Regions from separate parts of the Homo sapiens genome. Here regions 2 and 3 are each linked to region 1. Evidence: read pairs that join two places in POLR2A ChIA-PET (ENCODE). Cell type or tissue: OCI-LY7. All regions are shown on one strand.

Evidence for each region. ChIA-PET counts read pairs that join two places held together with the same protein. Peaks named below come from ENCODE experiments on the same cell type or tissue, not always from the same donor. Only the 100,000 strongest peaks of a DNase experiment are listed, where the experiment ranks them.
Region 2: POLR2A ChIA-PET joins it to region 1 with 7 read pairs; 7 of 35 experiments call an interaction of 5 or more read pairs at or near these places.
Region 3: POLR2A ChIA-PET joins it to region 1 with 5 read pairs; 1 of 35 experiments calls an interaction of 5 or more read pairs at or near these places.

Annotation. Positions count from the first base shown.
Region 1 is chr5:79,275,226-79,279,225 of GRCh38, forward strand. It overlaps JMY (junction mediating and regulatory protein, p53 cofactor), which reads left to right. Exons shown (of 11, transcript NM_152405.5): 2 at 2,685-2,858. Among named protein-coding and RNA genes, the nearest start is that of JMY, 41 kb to the left of the region's middle. In OCI-LY7, no CTCF peak of the experiment used is centred here; no DNase peak of the experiment used is centred here; H3K27ac peaks cover 382 bases.
Region 2 is chr5:79,357,007-79,361,006 of GRCh38, forward strand. It overlaps LOC101929201 (a long non-coding RNA gene), which reads right to left. Exons shown (of 5, transcript XR_007058838.1): 4 at 1,769-1,929. Among named protein-coding and RNA genes, the nearest start is that of JMY, 120 kb to the left of the region's middle. In OCI-LY7, no CTCF peak of the experiment used is centred here; no DNase peak of the experiment used is centred here.
Region 3 is chr5:79,923,480-79,927,479 of GRCh38, forward strand. All of the region lies in intron 2 of LOC105379048 (a long non-coding RNA gene), which reads left to right. Among named protein-coding and RNA genes, the nearest start is that of LINC01455, 11 kb to the right of the region's middle. In OCI-LY7, CTCF peaks have their summits at 1,650 (motif pointing right) and 1,858; a DNase peak (open chromatin) is centred at 1,652.

The sequences.
Region 1 (4,000 bases):
TCTCAGCTCACTGCAAGCTCCGCCTCCCAGGTTCACACCATCCTCCTGCCTCAGCCTCCCGAGCAGCTGGGACTACAGGTGCCCGCCACCACGCCTGGCTAATTTTTTTGTATTTTTAGTAGAGACGGGGTTTCACCATGTTAGCCAGGATGTTGTCGATCTCCTGACCTCGTGATCCACCCATCTTGGCCTCCCACAGTGCTGGGATTACAGGCGTGAGCCACCGTGCCTGGCAAGGGTTTCTGAGTTTTTAGTCATACCTCTCCCCTTCTTTTGGCATCCACTGGGGCACACCCTCAGGCTGAAAGGCATGAATAAACCGTCTAGAGCCCTCCCTGCTTCCAAGGTATTGTTGATGTCCCTTCCATTTTATAGCTATTTTGGTCACTCTGTAGTGCCTACAGGCAGTTGTTTTGTGATATTTTGCCCCACGGTTTGTTGTTGTTATCAGTGGCAAAAGTTGCTCTGATAGAACTGCTTAGCTAATACTAGAGAAGTCAAAATTCTCCATATTAGTTTTAACAGTAGCCTTAAAAAAACAGAATGATAGCTAATATTTGTTTGGCACTTTTTTTGTTATAAAAGCACTTTAATGTAGATTGTCTGATTTATCATGATTGTTAATAATACAGTGCTGCTACATGTTGTGCCAAAAATATGAACAGGAAATGAGTCTGAAGTCTCAATTCAGCATGATTACACATATGAACTGATACAACAACTAAAATGAAAATAAGTGGGGAGAAAGATAGTAGTGGAAACTATAGGTATGAAAAGGAATAGAAGAATTTTGTGCCTTTGGGGAGGTGATACTGCCAGCAGGTAAATGGAGTCCATGTATGCATATATAAATTACTGTCTTCTGTATTAGTTCTTTTCATTTGTTATTTTTATGTATTTACTTGCCTTTTGAGATGGAGTCTCACTCTGTCACCCAGGCTGGAGTGCAATGGTACAGTCTTGGCTCACTGCAACCTCTGCCTACCCGGTTCAAGTGATTCTCCTGCCTCAGCCTCCCAAGGAGCTGGGATTATGGGTGTGTGCCACCACGCCTGGCTGATTTTTGTAATTTTAGTAGAGGTGGGGTTTCACCATGTTGGCCAAGACTGCTCTCAAACTCCTGACCTCAAGTGATCTGCCTGCCTCGGCCTCCCAAAGTGCTGGGAGTACAGGCATGAGCCACTGTGCCTGGCTGCTTTTTGTTTTGTTTGTTCTTTTTTTTGAGACAAGGTCTCACTTCGTCACCTAGGCTGCAGTTCTGTGGCACAATCACAGCTCACTGCAGACCCGTCCTCCTGGGCTCAATTCTCATGCCTCAGCCTCCCATAGCTGGGACTATCAGCTAATTTTTACATTTTTTCTCCCAAGAAATCTTGCCTAAGATTAAATTATTGTTTTTTTGAGACGAGTCTCACTCTGTCGCCAGGCTGGAGTTCAGTGGCGTGATCTCGGCTCACTGCAACCTCTGCCTCCCGGGTTCAATTGATTCTCCTGCCTCAGCCTCCCGAGTGGCTGGGACTACAGGTGCACGCCACTACACCCAGCTAATTTTTGTATTTTTAGTAGAGACGGGGTTTCACCATGTTGGCCAGGATCATTTCAATTACTGGACCTTGTGATCCACCCCCCACGGCCTCCCAAAGTGCTAGGATTACAGGCTTCAGCCACCATGCCTGGCCGATTATTGTTTTTATACATACAAGGTCTCACTACATTGCCCAGGCCTGCCTCAAACTCTTGGCCTCAAGCAATCCTCTTACTTTGGCCTTCCAAAGTGTTGGGATTACAGGCATGAGCCACTGCACCTGGCCTCATTCTTTTATAAAACTTTTATTTATAATTTTAATAATATTTATCACAGTTTGAAATTCTTTGTCTCTAAAAGAACCATGGGGAAAAGAATAATTTTTTATAAAATTTAAATTATTTAAAAATTGTTTTCTGTTTATTCACTACACTGTAAGCTGTGAGGACCAGGACCATGTTTTTGTATGTCCAGCTCGTAGGCCAGTGCCTGACATGATTTTGAAGGAGGTGACAGGTAGAAATTGAAGAAATTTATTGGAAATGTTCCAGATTTGGATGGTTTTCATTCTACTAGATAGCAGAAAATTTTTTGGGCTGGGTCCAGTGGCTCACGCCTGTAATCTTAGCACTTTGGGAGGCCGAGGCGGGTGGCTGTCTTGAGCCAAGGAGTTCAAGACCAGCCTGGGCAACATGGTGAGACCCCGTCTCTACAAAAAAAAAAAAATATATACAATAACTAGCCAGGTGTGGTGGTGTGTGCCTGTAGTCCCAGCTACTTGGGAGGCTAATGCAGGAGAATCACTTCAGCCCAGGAGGTGGAGGTTGCAGCAAGCTGAGATCGCACCATTGCACTCCAGCCTGGGTGACAGGAGTGAAACCCTGTCTCAAAAACAAAAAAAAAAGGAAAATAAAAAATGGGAAGTGTTAAGGCTAAGCTCAATACTTTGAGCCTCAAAAGAAATATTCAGGCCATGGTCTTGAGTAGTGAGACACCAGAAGTATGGAGATAGTGATGAAAAGCAGTCAATGCTTTTCATTCCCTCTTGCTTCTGTGTTTTAGGGTTCCGAGGTCCTGGCATGATAGGGAGAGTTCAAAGCAAGTATTTATAGGTTATTAGAATTGATTTTCTTAGTTGTGAAACTGTCTTGTTCCACAGCTCTTGGATAAGCACAAGAATACAGAGAGCATGGTGGAGCTTCTGGACTTGTATCAGATGGAGGATGAAGCCTACAGCAGCCTTGCAGAAGCTACAACCGAACTCTATCAGTATTTACTACAGCCATTCCGAGACATGAGAGAACTTGCCATGCTACGAAGACAGCAGATCAAGGTATTTTTTTATTAATCCTAACTAGTAGCCTGCCTGTTTCATAGTTCTCAGCCTGAAAGGCCATGCGTTATCCACAAGAGGAACTTTAAAAAAAAAAAAAAAAAGAAGGTACCTGGTCCTATTTCTGCAAAGTTTCTTGTTTGGTAGAATAGGGTTGTAGCCTGAGTATCCATTCTAAAGCACCTCAAAAGGCAATTCTGCTGAGTAGCCAGGGTTGAGGATAGCCCAGAAAGTAATGTGTTCAAGTTAGCACAAAGTTGTAAATACATTGGGAGGATTCCTATTTTCTCCCTTTCCTGCACTTTCCTTCCTCCTCTAGTCATGTCTCCTCTTTAATGTTTTGGAGACTGTGTACTCTTAGACTTCATTACCAGAAATTTTGGGCAGGCTGAGCGTGGTGCCTCACACCCGTAGTCTCAACATTTTGGGATGCTGAGGCAAGAGGATCACTTGAGCTCCGAGCTTGAGACCAGCCTGGGCAACACGGAGAACCCGTCTCTACAAAAAAAAAAAAAAAAAAAAAAAAAAAATCAAACTAGCTGGATGTGGTGGCACATGCCTATAGTCTCAGCTACTTAGGAGGCTGAGGTAGGCGGAAGATTGCTTGAACCCAGGAGGTCATGGCTGCAATGAGCCATGATTGTGCCACTGCACTCCAGCCTAGGCAACACCTTGTCTCCAAGAAGAAGAAAAAGTTTTGGGAACATTTCTTTTTTTTTTTTTTTTTTCGAGATGGGATCTCGCCATGTTGCCCAGGCTGGTCTGGAACTCCTGGGCTCAAGCGATTTGCCCACCTCGGCCTCCCGAAGTTCTGGGACTACAGGTGTGTGAACCACCATGCCCAGCCAGTTTTGGGAACATTTGTTTTAGAAGAACTTGTTAGGAAAGTTTTAAGTTTTTAATGACAGAACTTTAAATACATGAAATTTTTTATTAGTGTGTGACAAAGTATATTACAAAAAATTTTTTTCAGCCAGGCATGGATCATGCCTGTAATCCCAGCACTTTGGGAGGCTGAGGCAGGTGGATCACCTGAGGTCAGGAGTTCAAGACCAGCCTAGTCAACATGGTGAAAACCCATCTCTACTAAAAATACAAAAATTAGCTGAGCATGGTAGTGCATGCCTGTAGTCCCAGCTACT
Region 2 (4,000 bases), 82 kb after region 1:
CCAATAATTTGAAAGAGCTTTAAAATCTTTTTTTTTTTTTTTTTTTTTTTGAGACAGGGTCTCAGTCTGTCATCCAGGCACATCAGGAGTACAGTGGCACAATCATAGCTCATTGGAACTTCAAACTCCTGGGCTCAAGTGATCCTCCTGCTTCAGCCTCTCAAATAGGTAGGACTACAGGCATGCACCACCATGCCCAGCTAGTGTAAAAAAAATTTTTTTTTGGTAGAAATGAGGTCTTGCTGTTTTGCCCAGGCTGGTCTTGAACTCCTGGCTTCAAGCCATTCTCTTGTCTTGGCCTTCCAAAGCACTAGGATTACGGGCATGGGCCACCATGCCCAGTCCAAGACCTTTTCTGGAATGCCATAACACCGACAGAAAAATCAGCAGATTTAAAGTAGGCAGAAGGAAAAAAAAAACAGAGGCAGACAAAGAACTCAGAAGGCTCTATATGCTAACTCTATAGTTGCAAGGTTTTTAAAGAGAGTTTAAAATAATGACCATTTTGGCTCTGAATTTTCCATTATGTACTTTGCCTATCTGTTTAAAAATATGCACAAGAACTGATCATAATATGTAGCTGGCTTCAGTCCCAGAAAACGTGGCATGCCTTAATGTTTGAGAATCTCATTCTGTTCTTATTAATATATTGAGAGCAAAGAAGATCCTATAAATCCTATCAGAGAGTGTCAGGACTTTGGACCAATGTTTAGATGGTGGTGGCTGCCCTAGTGGCTTTTAATCAGCCATTCTGTATGAATTAAATGTTTATTTTTGCTCTCAGAACATTTTCAGAAACAAGCAAGGGAAAAGAGTTACAGATGCCTGTAACCAAATGAAACCAGGGTAAGAGTGTTCACAAAAATTTTAAGCCAGGTTTGCAGATCAAACAAAATATTAAATTAAGAAGTAAGTTCACCAGAAAAAACATGCCTCAAAGACAGAGTGTAAATTCCGTAGAATTCAGAGTGCTCAACCCAGAAAGACACTTGTCTTTATACCAAAAAGAACTTGCCAGAAAAAACAAGAAGTATTTTATCATCCCAGGGGGATCTGAGGTCCTTTTTTTTTTTTTCTGAGATGGAGTCTCACTCTATTACCCAGGCTGGAGTACAGTGGCAGTGATCTCAGCTCACTGCAACCTCCACCTCCCAGGTTCCAGTGATTCTCCTGCCTCAGTGTTCTGAGTAGCAGGAATTACAGGCACCCACCACCATGCCCAGCTAATTTTTGTATTTTTAGTAGAGACAGTGTTTCACCATGTTGACCACGCTGGTCTGGAACTCCTCACCTTAGGTGATCCGCCTGACTCGGCCTCCCAAAGTGTTGGGATTATAGGCGTGAGCCACTGCGCTTGGCCAGGTCCTTTAATTTTTTTTTTTTTTTTTTTTTGACAGGTTCTCACTCTGTCACTCAGGTTGTAGTGCCGTGGCGCCATCTTGGCTCACTGCAACCTCTACCTCCCAGGCTCAAGCAATCCTCCCACCTCAGCCTCCCAAGAAGCTGGGATTACAGGCACGTGCCACCATGCCCAGCTGATTTTTGTCTTTTTTGTAGAGATGGGATTTTGCTATGTTGCTCAGGATGGTTTCAAACTCCTGAGCTCAAGGACCCACCTGCCTCCCAAAGTGCTGGGAATACAGGCATAAGCCACCATGCCCAGCCTATAAGGTCTTTTATTAAGGCAGGCTTACAACCAAAGTGATCCTAAAAAAATTTTTAAAGCCTCTACCAAAAAGAGGGAGGCTCAGCCTGAGAGAAGACTCACCAGGGCAGAAGAGGCGAGCCGTGAAAGTGGAGAGCTCAAAGGGCTCCTGTAAGTGCTGCATACTGGTACCAAGAATTGCCAGCTCTGTCCAAAACTGATCCTACTTCAGGTCCTGCTTCCAGACGCTATTTATGTCACCCTAAATAACAGAGAGGCTCTCTCTAAAAAAAAAAAAAAAAAAATTTATATATATATATATATATATATTCAGGAATAGGGCATTGCAGTGGGAATATGAGTGTCATAGCAAACTATGTGTGTATTCAGGGAGGCAAAAGAAGACAAAAGATTTTAAAGGAAAAATGAGGAGGATTACATAATTGTTTTGAAATGATTATTCTAAACTACAAGATCAACAATAGCAGTGATTGAGGTTGGACAGGTAGTTGCTGAGCAGATGCCCTCATAGAAATATTTTTTTGTGTAAGGTTGTGATGGCCTTGGGGCAAGGCTGTGGGTTTTGCAGCCTTTTGTGATAGCTTTTGTTATCAGGCATGGAAGTGAGAACCCTCTCTTCATAGCCCTCCCTGGATCTATTTGTTAGGGTTTTATTTTCCTCTTTTTATTTTTTATTTTTTTTTTGAGATGGAGTCTCACTCTGTCACCCAGGCTGGAGTGCAGTGGTGCAATCTTGGCTCACTGCAACCTCCGCCTCCCGGGTTCAAGTGATTCCCCTGCCTCAGCCTCCTGAGTAGCTGGGATTACAGGCACCCACCACCACGCCTGGCTAATTTTGTATTTTTAGTAGTAGCAGGGTTTCACCATGTTGGCCAGGCTGATCTTGAATGCCTAACGTTAAATGATCCACCCATCTCTGCCTCCCTAAGTGCTGGGATTACAGGCTTGAGCCACTGTGCCCAGCCAATTTTTTATTTTTTTTGAGACAGAGTCACAATTTTGCTCTATCACCTAGGCTGGAGTGCGATGGTGTGATCACAGCTGTGATCATCCTCCTGGGCTCAAGTGATTCTCCCACCTCAACCTCCCAAGTAGCTGGGACTACAGGTGTGTACTAACGCGCCTGGCTAATTTTTAAACTTTTTTGTAGATATGGGGTCTTACTATGTTGCCAAGGCTGGTCTCAAACCCTTGGCCTCAAGAAATCCTTCTACCTCAGCCTCCCAAAGTGCTGAGATTACAGGCGTAAGCCACTGTGCCCTGCCCTTTTTCCAATTTTTAACACAACTGACTCCATTTTGATTCTGATAACCTTCAAAAGTGCTTGCTCATGACCATTCAACAGTCAAAGCAAGCAGCTTGTTATGAGCTTTGACACTGGATTTGGAGAAGGAAAAATTTATACTAATGACTTAATATTAGTAGCCACACTTCTAACCAGAATGGTCATTAGAGATAAGCACAGATAATAGGCTAGAGAGGAAAGCTTCCTATCACTGGATTGGGTTACCTTTAATGCAGCCTTGCTCATCTCCATAATGTTACTGCAAGGTAGACTGTAATTCACATACACAAAGAACACTTCTGTATGTTTTGTCAAGATGCTATGAAGATTTTTTCACTGTATTACCCAATTCTCCTTTTAAGAAAAGATCCCTGTCTCAACTTATTGTGAGAGATTAGGACTAGATACATTTGTCCTTTTTGGTCTACGTTCCATCCAGGCAAAGAGAACTACATAAATCCATCATTCCCTTATCACTCTGGCTCTTTAAATGTCCTATAGCATCAAGCAATCAAATGTTACTTTTGCTATTGTTGACATATAGATGGACTATTGGGAAAAAGCTTCCCTGAATTATTCATCAGAATGAACTTTATAACTAATATATGAAGACAGCAGCTACATGGTCAACCTTAAAGATACAGTTTTTTAAAAAACTGTAAAATTATGATATTTTTCTTTTTCTGAGACAGGGTCTTGCTCTGTCGCCCAGGCTGGAGTGTAGTTGTGCATTACAGCTCACTGCAGCCTTGACCTCCCAGGTTCAAGTGATCCTCTGGCCTCGGCCACTTGAGTAGCTGGGATCACAGGTGCATGCCTGGCTAATTTTTAGGTTTCTTTTTTGTAGAAATAAGGTTTCACTATGTTGCCCAGGTTTGTCTTGAACTCCTGGCCTCAAGTGATCCTCCTGCCTTGGCCTCCCAAAATGCTGGGATTACAGGTGTGAGTCACCACAGCCAGCTGACTTAGACTTTTTTTTCAATTAGCTATTCTGTATCTTTCCAAATGCACCAAAGATTTGAAGTAACTTTTGATGAAAACACAGGTAC
Region 3 (4,000 bases), 650 kb after region 1:
CAGTTTGAGAATTATGCTTTAACACCATGTCTTAATCCATTTTGTGTTGCTATAATAAAGTACCTGAGACTGCATAATTTATAAACAAGCAATAGAAGTTTGTTTGGCTCATGGTTCTGGAGGCTGGGAAGTCCAACAGCATGGCACTGGCATCTGGCAATGACCTTTGTGCTGTATCATCATCCCATGGCAAAAAATGGAATGGCAAGCATGTGCCCAAGACAGAGAGGGAAGGAGGCCAAACGTTCACAGTAACTAGCCCACTCCCAAGATAATAGCATTAATCCATTCAAAAGGGTGGAGCTCTCATGGCCTAATTACTTCTTAAAGACCCCACCTCTCAACACTGTTAGAATGGCAATGAAATTTCAACAACAGTATTGGAGGGGAAGTAGAAGAGAGATGTCTACATGGAGTGCCTGGGGAAATGGGTCTAACCCAGCATCCCAGAGTTTCTGTGGAGCCCAGCATGCTTAAGGGATCAGTCAAATGTTTCCCATGTATAGAAGTAGCTAAAGGAGAGCTGACCTGATGCAGCCTTGTGGTCATGATAAGGAAGACAACCCGTGTGGACCCAACAACTAAGACAAAGCTGGAATAAAGACAAGTCAACACCTGTCTGTATAGATTAATGATGGGAAACCAGATATCCCCCAACCTGGCCTCATGCCAGTATGATCTGTAAGTGTCTGGGAACTTAGATGTGATCCCAGGAAATGAGAAGAAATCATAGATTCACTGTGATGAAGTTTGCTTCAGTCAGGATAATGGGAGCTTTAAATAGAAATTGAATTACAATATATAAATAATTTACCTTTTTTAAAAAGTGGATTATACTGTACTTACTATTGCATATTCCACTCAATAGTATAGCATGACTATCTTTATAGGTCAATAAATCATCTACTACATCATTTTTCTTGTTTCTTTCTTTTTCTCTTTTGAGACTGGGTTCTTGCTCTCTTGACCAAACAGGAGTGCAGTGGCACAAACATGGCTCACTGAGGGCTCGATCTCCTGGGCTCAAGCAATCCTCCTACCTCAGCCTCCCAAGTAGCTTGGACTACAGGTCATCTCTCTGTTTTTTGTAGAGAGGTTGGGTTCTCACCATACTGCCCAGGCTGGTCTCAAACTCCTGGTCTCAAGCAATCCTCCCGCCTTGGCCTCCCAAAGTCCTGGGATTACAGATGTAAGCCACTGCGCCAGGCCAACAACACAATTTTTCATTGCTACATAGCATTCTACCATGCAAGCTAGTTTAATAATTTAGAAAAACTATACACATTTCTCCTTCCTACTGGTAGACACAATTAGTCTCAATTATTTTGGTTATTAAGTCCTTAGTTAAAAGAACATAGACTTGGTGGAAAGAACCCTAGACTGAATGGTCCCCAACCAACCACTGTTAGTCAAGGTTCTGGTGACCAGAATTGGCAAAACCAAGTTAACTTCTTTTTCAGAAAGCCCCTTAATGAAGCTGATCATATTTAATCTTGGCTGGCCATTCCGGAGCAACACTGATTCAGCTCCTTACGAGGAGAGCTCTAGGAATGGAGAACACCTGTTAGGGGATGCTCCGTAATGTGTGTCTTAAGTGTAATAGCAAAAAGCAACTGTCTACCCACCCCAAGTTCTGTGTTCATGCAGCCAGCCACTGGGAGGCAGAGATGTGCCTGCTGGCTGCAGGCTGGTGCTGGGCTCCTTTTAGTCTGTAACACAAACTAATAAATGGGCTTGCTTTAAAAGACATGGGGGAGACTGATGTGGGCTTCCATATTTGAAGAAAGTACTTTTCTCCTGATGTAGACAGAGATACCAGTGTCTAAAGAGTTTCCATTCCGTGGTGATACTTGCAATACCCTTGGCAACCCCTGAAATTACACAGGGGAGCAGAGATCTCAGAGTTGATCAGTCGCCTGTCAGTTACCCCAGGATGCTGGCTTTCATCATTTCCTATTTTTTTTTGCAGGGAGCATGGGGAGCTTGTATTTACCACAAATCAAAGCTCCTCCCATAGAGATCTATTATATGTTGGGGTATTGTTATTACTGTGTTGTTGTCGTCATTGTTCGTTTGCTTGTTTTTGTGCCTGTAGCTTTGGAAAACCACAGTGTGTTTGGATCAAACAGCAGCATTTTGATCAATATGATCTGGTCAAAACAGATTTCTATTTGTTCTTGCTATTTTGTACATTTTATCCTAAGAATCAGAAATAGATAATCTATTCAACAAGGTCACAAGAAACTTTTCGAAAGCTTGTTCCAGTGATAGAAACAAAATACAAATGCTTGGTTTCTCTTTGTAAGAGAAACAAATGTCATTTTCCCCGCAAGTGTTGAGAGAAAAAAAAAAAGAATATTTACAATATAAATTCTGATACTAAACCAATTACAGGCAGAAATGTGACTATTGCACGCTATTTTATTGCTTTAATAGCATTATGTTATATTCAGGGCATATTATCTTCATTAGTTGGAAGAATAAAATTAGAATCATATGCAGACTTTCTTAGTAATTCATTTAATTTCCTGTTTTCTATCTTTTTGGTGACTTCTGTAGAAGGACTACTTAAAAAGTTTCCCCTTTGAAAACGGCCCAACAAGGAAAGAAAACTTCTATTTTAATGCTTTGTGACTCGGTGAGAAGAATGCATTTCATGAAGTCTAACTTCCATTCCAAACAGTGACCAAAGTGGACTGGGGTGAGAGAATGTAGTAAGGGCAAGGTGGTGGGTGTGAGGGGCAGAGGTTAGGACTCATGTGCTTCATAAAACATAGTGACAATGTGTTTTCCGTGCATTAAAGGCTAAAATGAGTAACGTGAAGCCCAGTTGTCTTAACGGGGTCAGAAAAATAACATCAACTTCAGAAACCGAACAGTAGTAGGCAACTCATACACATCAGAATATGAAAATTATCACACCATTAAGGATTTTAGAAAATAAGATAGCTCTTCCCCTGCTTGGAACAGAAAACCTAGGCTGGCCAGAGGAACAGATTTCAACTTTCCAATCCTTCCCTTCCTGCCCCGCTAACCACACAGATCCCATAGCCTGGGACAATTGGCATTGGTGACAAAGGTAGTTGAAATGAATAAAACAGCTTTATCCTTGATACCTATGCCATGCATTCCCAGAAGACTCTGGCCTTTCCAGGCTGTCTTCCACTTCTTTCCCCCTACTTTCCTTCAGGAAAAAAGGAGGAATCCAGAGAGGTGAACAGTGGGCTGCTGGGAATATTGTCTCCATTTACAAAGTAGAAACCCTTCAAGAGATGACCTTCGGTGACCCTATTGTTAAACGTATTATACCTTGTGGGAGACAGTGGTGTTGTCTGGGTTTGAAGTACAAATGTTGTTGATTCCAAGGGGATGGGCATCTTTGCTAAGAATAAGACAAGGAGCTATATCTATGCTTCATCCCTACCCCTCCCCCTTAAAAAAGAACTGGAATACAATTAAAGGGCACATGTCATAAAATCTGATTTGGAGAATACATGATGAAATTCTATCCTCAAGAAAAGAAAATGTTCTGTTTTTCCCATTATAAATGCCTTTAGTTCCTGCCAAACCTCTTCTTATCCTGAATGTCTTAGAATATCTTGGTATAACACAGCACAGATAGGGCAGCACAAACACTGAGTTATAATTTAATTCAACATATACTCATGGAGAAGAGTTATACTAAGAATACCTCCCTCAAGTCCCTTCCCCTGCCACCCATAAAATAGTTCATGATATTAGGAATCTTTTTTAAAAAAATTATCCCATTAAAAAAAGACAGTAATGTTTCCATTTGGACTTTGCCACAGCTACACTGGGCTGGAAGTGGAAAATGTGGTCAGTCTTTCTCATGATAGGGCAGATTCTCATGGCCAGTCCTGGGCATCAAGGTGGTATTAGGAACATGCAGAGGGGCCAGCCTGGCCATGTCACTTCCTAAGGCCAGCTGGTTGTGAAAGACCTAGAGGGTGGGACTATTGGTACCTGCCATGACATAGGC